Linked DNA regions of Homo sapiens: region 1 is linked to region 2. Evidence: chromatin loops called from intact Hi-C (ENCODE). Cell type or tissue: CD4-positive, alpha-beta T cell. All regions are shown on one strand. Links, peaks and the distances in the headings refer to the core of each region. The heading gives the core; the rest is flanking DNA.

Region 1 (5,381 bases), core at 290-5,289, 53 kb after region 2:
AGAATGTATAGTCTGTTGATTTGGGGTGGAGAGTTCTGTAGATGTCTATTATGTCCACTTAGTGCAGAGTTGAGTTCAATTCCTGGATATCCTTGTTAACTTTCTGTCTCGTTGATCTGTCTAATGTTGACAGTGGGGTGTTAAAGTCTCCCATTATTATTGTGTGGGAGTCTAAGTCTCTTTGTCGGTCACTAAGGACTTGCTTTATGAATCTGGGTGCTCCTGTATTGGGTGCATATATATTTAGGATAATTAGCTCTTCTTGTTGAATTGATCCCTTTACCATTATGTAATGACCTTCTTTGTCTCTTTTGATCTTTGTTGGTTTAAAGTCTGTTTTATCAGAGACTAGGATTGCAAACCCTGCCTTTTTTTGTTTTCCATTTGCTTGGTAGATCTTCCTCCATCCCTTTATTTGGAGCCTATGTGTGTCTCTGCACGTGAGATGGGTTTCCTGAATACAGCACACTGATGGGTCTTGACCCTATATCCAATTTGCCAGTCTGTGTCCTTTAATTGGAGCATTTAGCCCATTTACATTTAAGGTTAATATTGTTATGTGTGAATTTGGTCCCGTCATTATGATGTTAGCTGGTTATTTTGCTCATTAGTTGATGCAGTTTCTTCCTAGCCTTGATGGTCTTTACATTTTGGCATGTTTTTGCAGTGGCTTGTACTGGTTGTTCCTTTCCGTGTTTAGTGCTTCCTTCAGGAGCTCTTTTAGGGCAGGCCTGGTGGTGACAACATCTCTCAGCATTTGCTTGTCTGTAAAGGATTTTATTTCTCCTTCACTTATGAAGCTTAGTTTGGCTGGATATGAACTTCTGGGTTGAAAATTCTTTTCTTTAAGAATGTTGAATATTGGCCCCCACTCTCTTCTGGCTTGTAGAATTTCTGCCGAGAGATCAACTGTTAGTCTGATGGGCTTCCCTTTGAGGGTAACCCGACGTTTCTTTCTGGCTGCCCTTAACATTTTTTCCTTCCTTTCAACTTTGTTGAATCTGACAATTATGTGTCTTGGAGTTGCTCTTCTTGAGGAGTATCTTTGTGGCATTCTCTGTATTTCCTGAATCTGAATGTTGGCCTGCCTTGCTAGATTGGGGAAGTTCTCCTGGATAATATCCTGCAGAGTGTTTTCCAACTTGGTTCCCTTCTCCCCGTCACTTTCAGGTATACCAATCAGACGTAGATTTGGTCTTTTCACACAGTCCCATATTTCTTGGAGGCTTTGTTCATTTCTTTTTATTCTTTTTTCTCTAAACATCCCTTCCTGCTTCATTTCATTCATTTTGTCTTCCATCACTGATACCCTTTCTTCCAGTTGATTGCATCAGCTCCTGAGGCTTCTGCATTCTTCACTTAGTTCTGGAGCCTTGGCTTTCAGCTCCATCAGGTCCTTTAAGGACTTCTCTGCACTGGTTATTCTAGTTATCCATTCATCTAATTTTTTTTCAAAGTTTTTAACTTCTTTGCCATTGGTTTGAATTTCCTCCTGTAGCTCAGAGTAGTTCGATCATCTGAAGCCTTCTTCTCTCAACTCGTCAAAGTCATTCTCTGTCCAGCTTTGTTCCATTGCTGGTGAGGGCTGCATTCCTTTGGAGGAGGAGAGGTGCTCTGCTTTTTAGAGTTTCCAGTTTTTCTGCTCTGTTTTTTCCTCATCTTTGTGGTTTTATCTACTTTTGGTCTTTGATGATGGTGACGTACAGATGGGTTTTTGGTGTGGATGTCCTTTCTGTTTGTTAGTTTTCCTTCTAACAGACAGGACCCTCAGCTGCAGGTCTGTTGGAGTTTGCTAGGTCCACTCCAGACCCTGTTTGCCTGGGTATCAGCAGCGGTGGCTGCAGAACAGTGGATATTGGTGAACCGCAAATGCTGCTGCCTGATCGTTCCTCTGGAAGTTTTGTCTCAGAGGAGTACCCAGCCGTGTGAGGTGTCAGACTGCGCCTACTGTTGGGTGCCTCCCAGTTAGGCTGCTCGGGGGTCATGGACCCACTTGAGGAGGCAGTCTGCCCATTCTCAGATCTCAAGCTGCGTGCTGGGAGAACCACTACTCTCTTCAAAGCTGTCAGACAGGGACATTTAAGTCTGCAGAGGTTACTGCTGTCTTTTTATTTGTCTGTGCCCTGCCCCCAGAGGTGGAGCCTACAGAGGCAGGCAGGCCTCCTAGAGCTGTGGTGGGCTCCACCCAGTTTGAGCTTCCTGGCTGTTTTGTTTACCTACTGAAGCCTTGGCAATGGCAGGCACCCCTCCCCCAGCCTTGCTGCCACCTTGCAGTTTGATCTCAGACAGCTGTGCTAGCAATCAGAAAGACTCCGTGGGCATAGGACCCTCCAAGCCAGGTGCAGGGTATAATCTCCTGATGTGCCGTTTTTTAAGCCCGTTGGAAAAGCACAGTATTAAGGTTGAAGTGACCCGGTTTTCCAGGTGCTGTCTGTCACCCCTTTCTTTGACTAGGAAAGGGAACTCCCTGACCCCTTGCACTTCCTGAGTGAGGCAATGCCTTGCCCTACTTTGGCTCACACACAGTGCGCTGCACCCACTGTCCTGCACCCACTGTCTGGCACTCCCTAGTGAGATGAACCTGGTACCTCAGATGGAAATGCAGAAATCACCCATTTTCTGTGTCGCTCACGCTGGGAGCTGTAGACCCAAGCTGTTCCTATTTGGCCATCTTGGCTCCACCCCAGGATATACATATCTTCCTTATTTCCCCAAAGCACAAATAAGTTTAGACTGTACATTTAACAAAAGTTAGCAAAGGCTTAAATATAAGAGAAGCACTACACAATGAAATGTGCGATTCCTTTAGAAATAATCACTCAGAGTAAGACAGCTTCTGCTCTCACCTATTGTATTACTACTGTCTGTGAGCAAATATTTGAACAAAAAGCCACACATACCTCCCAAGAGGAAGTACATTCAGGTTTAATAGGAAAAAATCTCTAACTGCAGTGGTTGTTATCAGTGTAACACACACTCAATTATTCTTCCCCTTGCATTCAGGTTAATGCTGCAGATGAGGGAAAGAAAAAGGTTCTGACTTAAGAAGCAGCAAGCAGATGAGAAGCCCAAGTGAAAAACTCTAAGAAGAGTGTTGCCTGTTTGCCTCCCAGGAGAGAAGGCAGACAGAAGGTCCTTGGCAAATACTATGCATTGTGATTAATACAAGAGGAGAGGGAGACATGTTTCCTTCTCTCAAGAGTTTTGAGGCTTCATACCTACTCACGCACTCATTACCACTCATTGATTCCTTGTATCTCATGGTTGGTTCTAGAGCAGACACTGAGAATCTAGAGATGAGTAAAAGAAGTCCCTTTTGAGATTGGGTTTGTTTGTCTCAGCATAATGCTTTCGAGAGTCATCTGAGTTGCCTGTTCTTTTTTTTCTGAGTAGTATTTTACCATATGGATGTTCCACAGTTTGCCTTTCTTTACTTATTCTTGTGCACCTAATTGATTTATCTTGTTTGATTGCATTGGCCAATACCTCCATTATAATGTTGAGCAGTAGTGGAGATGACAAGCATGCTTGCCTTATTCTTGGCAATGCCTCCAATGTTTCCCAGTTAAACAAGTAAGGTTCTGGGTTACAGTAGTATCACTGCTCTGCTTTTCCTCTTCTTAAGATGGAAAGCTCAGATATTTGATTTTAGAACTCTCTTCTTTACTAGCGTAAGTCTGTAAAGCTATAAAATTTCTCTCTGTTTATGTTTGTCCACATTTTTATTTGGAGAGGTGGTAAAAGAAAATATTATTTCAATTATGAAAGCTTTTGTGGGAAAATTGGGGAAAAGACTGGATATTTAAATGTTTGCCAACATGAAAGGTCTTCCACTGAGGCACCCATTTTGAATGAAACACTTTGAGTCCACTATCAACTCAGCTGGTAGCTACTTGCCTTGTCCCCAGCCACTGAGAGGACAAGGCAAAAGAGAACAGCAAGGAATTCCCCTGCATGGGTCCTTTCTGGCTGCCTCACTGTCAGGGCTCTGAAGAGATGGATTGTGAGCACAGCTTCAACAACAAAACCACATTGTGAAAGGTTAAGAGTTTTTAGTACTTATATACCCTGGGGAATGTTTTGTTTTAAAATATTTCCAAATTTATGAGAGGCGTTGTAAATTCAGGACAAAATATGAATTCATGGTATAGATGTTTTAAAATCATTTACACTTGTCAAGTAAGAATTCTAGCTAGATATTTGACACAAATCCCTTGTAAGCAGTCTCATTTTCATGTTTCATGACCCAGGATTACTGGACCATGCTCTGTTCCATTTTTGGAACCCAACATGATTTTGCCCTGATTGCCCCCCAAAAGGATTTCATCTTCCTCCACTTATACAGCCACTTATACAGAATATTTGATCAGGAAAATTGAAGCATATGTAGGTATAGGTAGGATATATTTTCAAATCCAGGAAATTAGAGGCTGGCCCACCCCTTGGAGGGCTGGGAATGCAGAGGTCTTGGAAGCTTGCTGATGCACAGAGCTGGGTGGTTTTGAGGCGCTCATTTGCTGTGACATGCAGGTAGGTCTGCTCATTGTCTCTCTGCTGTTGCTGCCAGAGAATGGTCCTTCTTCCTTGTCCACCATCCAAATCTCATGTGAATGTCTCATCTTGATTTATTCTCACTTGGACCATACAGTGTAAGAGGTGATGAGAAATATCATTCTAGGCTCCTCCGTGATTCAGAAACAACAGATGATGTTGGAGGTCGAAAGACTGAGGGTCGTGATCAATTCCGTATACCACTGGGGCTATATGAGTAGGCAGCAAACTGTTTCTCATAAATGCAGAATTTTGGCAGACTGACAAACTGCATCTTCCACCCAGAAGGGATATTGAGGGCAGTTACACCCCAAGCACGATGTTTCTTGTGATTAGGTACATCTGAAGCTTGTTAGTAATCATATGAACCTGTGATCAATTAAGAAGCGGACCAGTAGTTACCTCCTGCTCTCTGGCCATTCTACCCAATAAATACGAAGTGCAGTAGAAGCTCAGGGGCTGCTTTTGCTCACTAGAAGGAGGAGTGCTATTCTTCTTCCCCAGTTCCCCTTCCTATAAAAGTTTCTTTTGTCTTAAGCTTTCATTTCTACGTTTGTCCCTTCATTCCGTCTTGTGATGATGGTTTCAAGTAGTAACAGTAGTAACTGTCATAGTGACAGTCTCAAGTAATAACCATGGCAGTCAGCCAAAAGTGGCACCTGAACAGGGACAAACAGGGACTATCAGAGACAAAAAGAGACCTGAAGGGACCTGAAGAGGCCTGCAGGGACAAATAGAGATAAGGAGGGATAAATGGAGATAAATAGACAAATAGGGACAAATAGAGATAGGTAGGGAAAGACAGGGACTTGCAAGAACTTGCAGGAACT
Region 2 (5,381 bases), core at 292-5,291:
CTTCCACAAAACACTGGAACAAGAACACAACACAGCCAAGTTCTTTGCCACTTTATAATAAGGATTTCTGTTCTTTCATTGTCCAACAACACATTCTTCATTTCTCACTGGTGAGACCTCATCAGAATGGTCTTTACTAGCCATATTTCTACCAATAACCTAAGTTATTGGTATATCTACTTAGGTATTCACTAAGAAAATTGAGGATTTCTGAACTTCAGCAGAATCATCTTTAATGGTCCATTCACAGCAATGCAGGATTTTTCTAGCACAAAGCTCTCACTTCCAGCCTATACTTATTACCCAGTTCCAAAACTGCTTGCACATGTTAGGTATTTACTACAGCAGCACCTTCAGTTCTTGATACCAATATTCTTTCTTAGTTTGGAGTGCTATTACAAAATTCTATAAGTTGCATGGCCTATAAGCAACAGAAATTTATTTCCTACAGTTCTGGAGGCTGAGAAGTCCAAAGCACTGGCAGATTCAGCGTCTAGTAAAGGCCCATTTCCTCATAGACATCTATCTTTTCACTATAACCTCACATGGTGAAAGGGACAAGGGTCTTCTCTTGAGCCTCTTTTATTTTTGTTTTTGTTTTTGTTATTTGTTATCTGTTTTTTGTTATTTTGTTTTTTGTTATTTGTATTTGTTTTGTTTTGTTATTTTATTTTTTTAAACTTCCTATTGAGCCTCTTATATAAGGGCATTAATCACATTTATGAGGTCACTACCCCCATGAGCTAGTTACATTCCAAGTGCCCCATCTCCTGTTATCATCACACTAAGCATGAAAATTTATCATCACATTAAACATATCAATTTTGTGGGAACATAAACAATCAGAATATAACAGATATATACCCAGAAGCTTGCTGGATTATATGGTAGTTCTTATTTTTAATTTTTGGGGGAGCTTCCATCCTGTTTTCCATAATGGCTGTACCAATTTACATTCCCACCAACAGTGTACAAGTGTTACTTTTTCTCCACATTCTTGCCAACACTTGATATCTTTTGTCTTTTTGGTAATATACAGGTATGAGATAATATCTCATTGTGGTTTTGATTTGCCTTTCATTGATGATTACTGATGTTGGGCATTTTTTTCATATTCTTGTCATAAAGATATTTGTATGTCTTATTTTGAGAAATGTCTGTTCAGGTCCTTTGCCTATTTTTTAATTGGGTTATTTGTTTAATTGCTGTTGAATTGTTTAAGTTCCTTGTGTATTTTGGATATTAACCCCTTGTGAGATGTATGATTTACAAATATTTTCTCCTATTCCATAGGTTGTCTCTTCACACTGTTGATTGTATCTTTTGCTATGCAGGATATGTTTTGTTTGAGATAACCCCGTTTGTCTATTTTTGCTTTTGTGGCCTATGCTTTTGGTGTCATAAAAAATCATCACCCAGATCAAGATTTTCCCCATGTTTCTTCTAGCAGTTTACAGTTTTAGGCCTACCATGTAACTATTTAATCCATTTCGAGTTGATTTTTTTAAGATAATGGCCCAATTTCATTCTTCTGCATGTGGATATCCAGTTTTCCCAACACCATTATTGAAGAAACTATCCTTTTGTCTTTGTACATTCTATGTTCAACTGACCATAAATGTGTAGGCTTATTTCTGGGTTTATTATTCTGTTCATTGGTCTTTATGTCCGTTTTTATGCTAGTAGCATAATTTTTGATTACTATAGCTTTGTTTTAATTATAATAGTATGTTTTGATTGCTATAGCTTTGTTTTGATTACCATATTTTGAAATTAAGTAGTGCGAGGGCCCCAGCTTTGTTCTTTTAGTTGAAGATTGCTTTGGCTACTTAGGGTCTTTTGTGGTTCCATATAGATTTTAGATTCTTTTTCACTCTTGTGAAAAATGGAATTAGAATTTTGACAGAATTTCATCGACTATATAGATTGCTTTGGGTAGTAAAGACATTTAACAATATTACTTTAATCCATAAACATTACACACACAAACACACACACACACACATATAGTGTATATATATATATATATATATATATATATATTTGTGTTTATTTGTGTCATCTTCAATTTCTTTTATCAACATTTTATAGTTTTCAGCATATAGGTCTTTCACCTCCTTGGTTAAATTTATTCCTGAGTATTTTGGGGGTAGCTAATGTAAATGGGATTGTTTCTTTAATTTCTTTTTTGTAGAGTGAATTGTTAGTAGATAGAAACACAACTGATTTCTGTATTTTTTTTTCAAGTGGAGTCTTTGGTTTTCTATGTATAACATCATGTCATCTGTAAACAGAGGTTATTTTATGTCTTTCTTTCCAATTTGGTTATCGTTTATCTCTATTTCTTGCCTAATTGCCCTGGCTAGAACTTCAAGCACCATGGTAAAAGTGGCAAGACTGAGCATTCTTGTCTTGTTCCTGATCATACAGGAAATGCTTTCAGCTTTTCAACATTGAGTATGGTGTTACCTGTGGGCTTGTCACATATGGCCTTTATTGTGTTGAGGTACATTCTTTCTTTTTTTTTTCAACTTTTATTTTAGGTTCAGGGATACATACAAAAGTTTGTTATATAGGTAAACTAGCATTTCTAGGTAAATTAAACTAGATTACTTCATCACCCAGGTATTAAGCCCACTACCCAATAGTGATCTTTTCTGCACCTCTCCCTACTCCCACTATCCACCCTAAAGTAGAACCCAGTGTCTGCTGTTTCCTTCTTTGCATTCATAAGTTCGTATCATTTAGCTTCCCCTTATAAGTGAGAACATGCGGTTTTTGGTTTTCTGTTCCTGCATTAGTTTGCTAAGGATTAACAACCTCCAGCTCCATCCATGTTCCCGGAAAAGACAAAACCTTATTCTTTTTGTGGCTGCATAGTATTCCATGTTGTATATGTATCAGATTTTCTTTATCAAATCTGTCATTGATGGGCATTTACGTTGATTCCATGTCTTTGCTATTGTAAATAGAGCTGCAGTGAACATTCATGTGCATGTGTCTTTATGGTAGAATGATTTATATGCCTCTGGGCATATAAGTAATGAGATTGCTGGGTTGAATGGTAGTTCTGCTTTTAGCTCTATGAGAAATTGCCATACTGCTTTCCACAATGATTGAACAAATTTACACTCCCACCAACAGTGTATAAGCATTCCCTTTTCTCAGCAACCTCACCAGCATGTTATTTTTCTGACTTTTTAATAGTAGCCATCTTGACCAGTGTGAGATAATATCTTATTGTGGTTTTGATTTGCATTTCTCTAATGATCAGTGATGTTGAGCTTTTTTTCATATGCTTGTTGGCTGCATATATGTCTTCTTTTGAAAAGTGTCTGTTCATGTCCTTTACCCACTTTTTAATGGGGTAGTTTATTTTTCTTGTACATTTGTTTAAGTTCTTTATACATGCTGGATATTAAACCTTTGTCAGATGCATAGTTTGCAAAAATGTCTCTGATTCTGTAGGTTGTCTGTGACTCTGTCGATATCTCTTTTGCTGTGCAGAAACTCTTATTTAGATAACTGTTTGTCAATTTTGCTTTTGTTGCGATAGCTTTTGGTGTCTTGGCCATGAAATCTTTGCCCAGTCCTATGTCGAGAATGGTATTGCCTAGTTGTCTTCCAGGGTGTTCATACTTTTGGGTTTTCCATTTAAGTCTTTAATCCATCTTGAGTTGATTTTTGTATATTGTGTAAGCAAGAGGTCCAGTTTCAACAGTTTCAATCTTCTGCACATGGCTAACCAGTTATCCCAGCACCATTTGTTAAATAGGGAGTGTTTTCTCCATTTCTTGTTTTTGTCATCTTTGTTGAAGATCAGATGGTTGTAGATGTGTGACCTTATTTCTGGGCTCTCTAATCTGTTCCATTTATCTATGTACCTGTTTTTGTACCAGTACTATGCTGTTTTGGAGATTGTACCTCTGTAGTATAGTTTGAAGTGAGTAATGTGATGCCTCCAGCTTTGTTCTTTTTGCTTAGGATTGCTTTTGCTATTCGGGCTCCTTTATGGCTGTACATCAATTTTAAAATAGCTTTATTTCTAGTTCTGTGGAGAATGTTGTTGGTAGTCTGATAGCAATAGCATTTAATCTGTAAATTGCTTTGGGCAGTATGGCCATTTAAACAATATTAATTCTTCATGAGCATGGAATGTTTTTTCATTTGTTTGTGTCTTTTCTGATATATTTGAGCAGTGTTTTGTAATTCTCGTTGTAGAGATCTTTTATCTCCCTGGTTAGCTGTATTCCTAGGTATTTTATTCTTTTAGTGGCAATTGTGAATGGGATTACCTTTCTGACTTGACTCTCTGTTTGGATCTTGTTGGTGTATAGGAATGCTAGTGACTTTTGTACATTGATTTTTGTATGCTGCAGCTTTGCTGAAGTTGTTTATCAGCTCAAAGAGATTTTGGCCCAAGACTATGGGGTTTTCTAGACATAGAATCATGTTGTCTGCAAACAGACATAGTTTGACTTCCTCTCTTCCTATTTAAATGTTCTTTATTTCTTTCTCTTGTCTTATTGCTCTGGCCAGGACTTCATCCTATGTTGAATAGAAGTGGCAAGAGAGGGCGTTCTTGTCTTGTGCTTGTTTTTAAGAGGAATGTTTCCAACTTTTGCCAATTCAGCAATGTTAACTGTGGGTTTGTCATAGACGGCTCTTATTATTTTGATGTGTGTTCCTTTAATACCTAGTTGACTGAAAGTTTTTAACATGAAGGAATGTTGCATTTTGTCAAAAGCATTTTCTGTGTCTATTAATCATGTGGTTTTTGTCTTTAGTTCAGTTTTTGTGATAAATCACATTTATTGATTTGTGTATGTTGAACCAACCTTGCGTCCCAGGAATAAAGCTGAATTGACCATGGTGGATTAGCTTTTTGATGTCCTGCTGGATTCAGCTTACAGGTATTTTGTTGAGGATTTTTGCATCAAAGTTCATAAAGTATATTGGCCTGAAGTTTTCCTTTTTTGTTGTGTCTCTGGCAGGTTTTGGTATCAAGATGATGCTGACCTCATACAATGAGTTGGGGAGGTGTCCCTCCTCCTTAATTTTTTGGAATAGTTTCTGTAGGAGTGGTACCAGCTATTCTTTGTACATCTGGTAGAATTTGGCTATGAATCCATCATGTACTGGGCTTTTTTTTTTTTTTTTTTTGGTTGGTAGGCTATTTATTACTGATTCAACTTCAAAGCTCATTATTGGTCTGTTCAGGGAATCAACTTCTTCCTGGCTCAGTCTTGGGCTGGTGTATGTGTCCAAGAGTTTATCCATCTCTTCTAGGCTTTCTAGTTTGTGTGCACAGAGGTGTTTATCGTAGTCTCTGATGGTTGTTTGAATTTCTGTGGAATCAGTAGTAACATTCCCTTCATCAT

The links. Peaks named below come from ENCODE experiments on the same cell type or tissue, not always from the same donor. Only the 100,000 strongest peaks of a DNase experiment are listed, where the experiment ranks them.
Region 1: a loop joins it to region 2, with 3 times the contacts of the local background. A loop is called at or near these places in 4 of 110 quality-filtered maps.

What each region holds. Positions count from the first base shown.
Region 1 is chr7:150,577,937-150,583,317 of GRCh38, forward strand. No RefSeq gene overlaps it. Among named protein-coding and RNA genes, the nearest start is that of GIMAP4, 13 kb to the left of the region's middle. In CD4-positive, alpha-beta T cell, for the core only: no CTCF peak of the experiment used is centred there; a DNase peak (open chromatin) is centred at 2,270.
Region 2 is chr7:150,524,738-150,530,118 of GRCh38, forward strand. No RefSeq gene overlaps it. Among named protein-coding and RNA genes, the nearest start is that of GIMAP7, 13 kb to the left of the region's middle. In CD4-positive, alpha-beta T cell, for the core only: no CTCF peak of the experiment used is centred there; no DNase peak of the experiment used is centred there.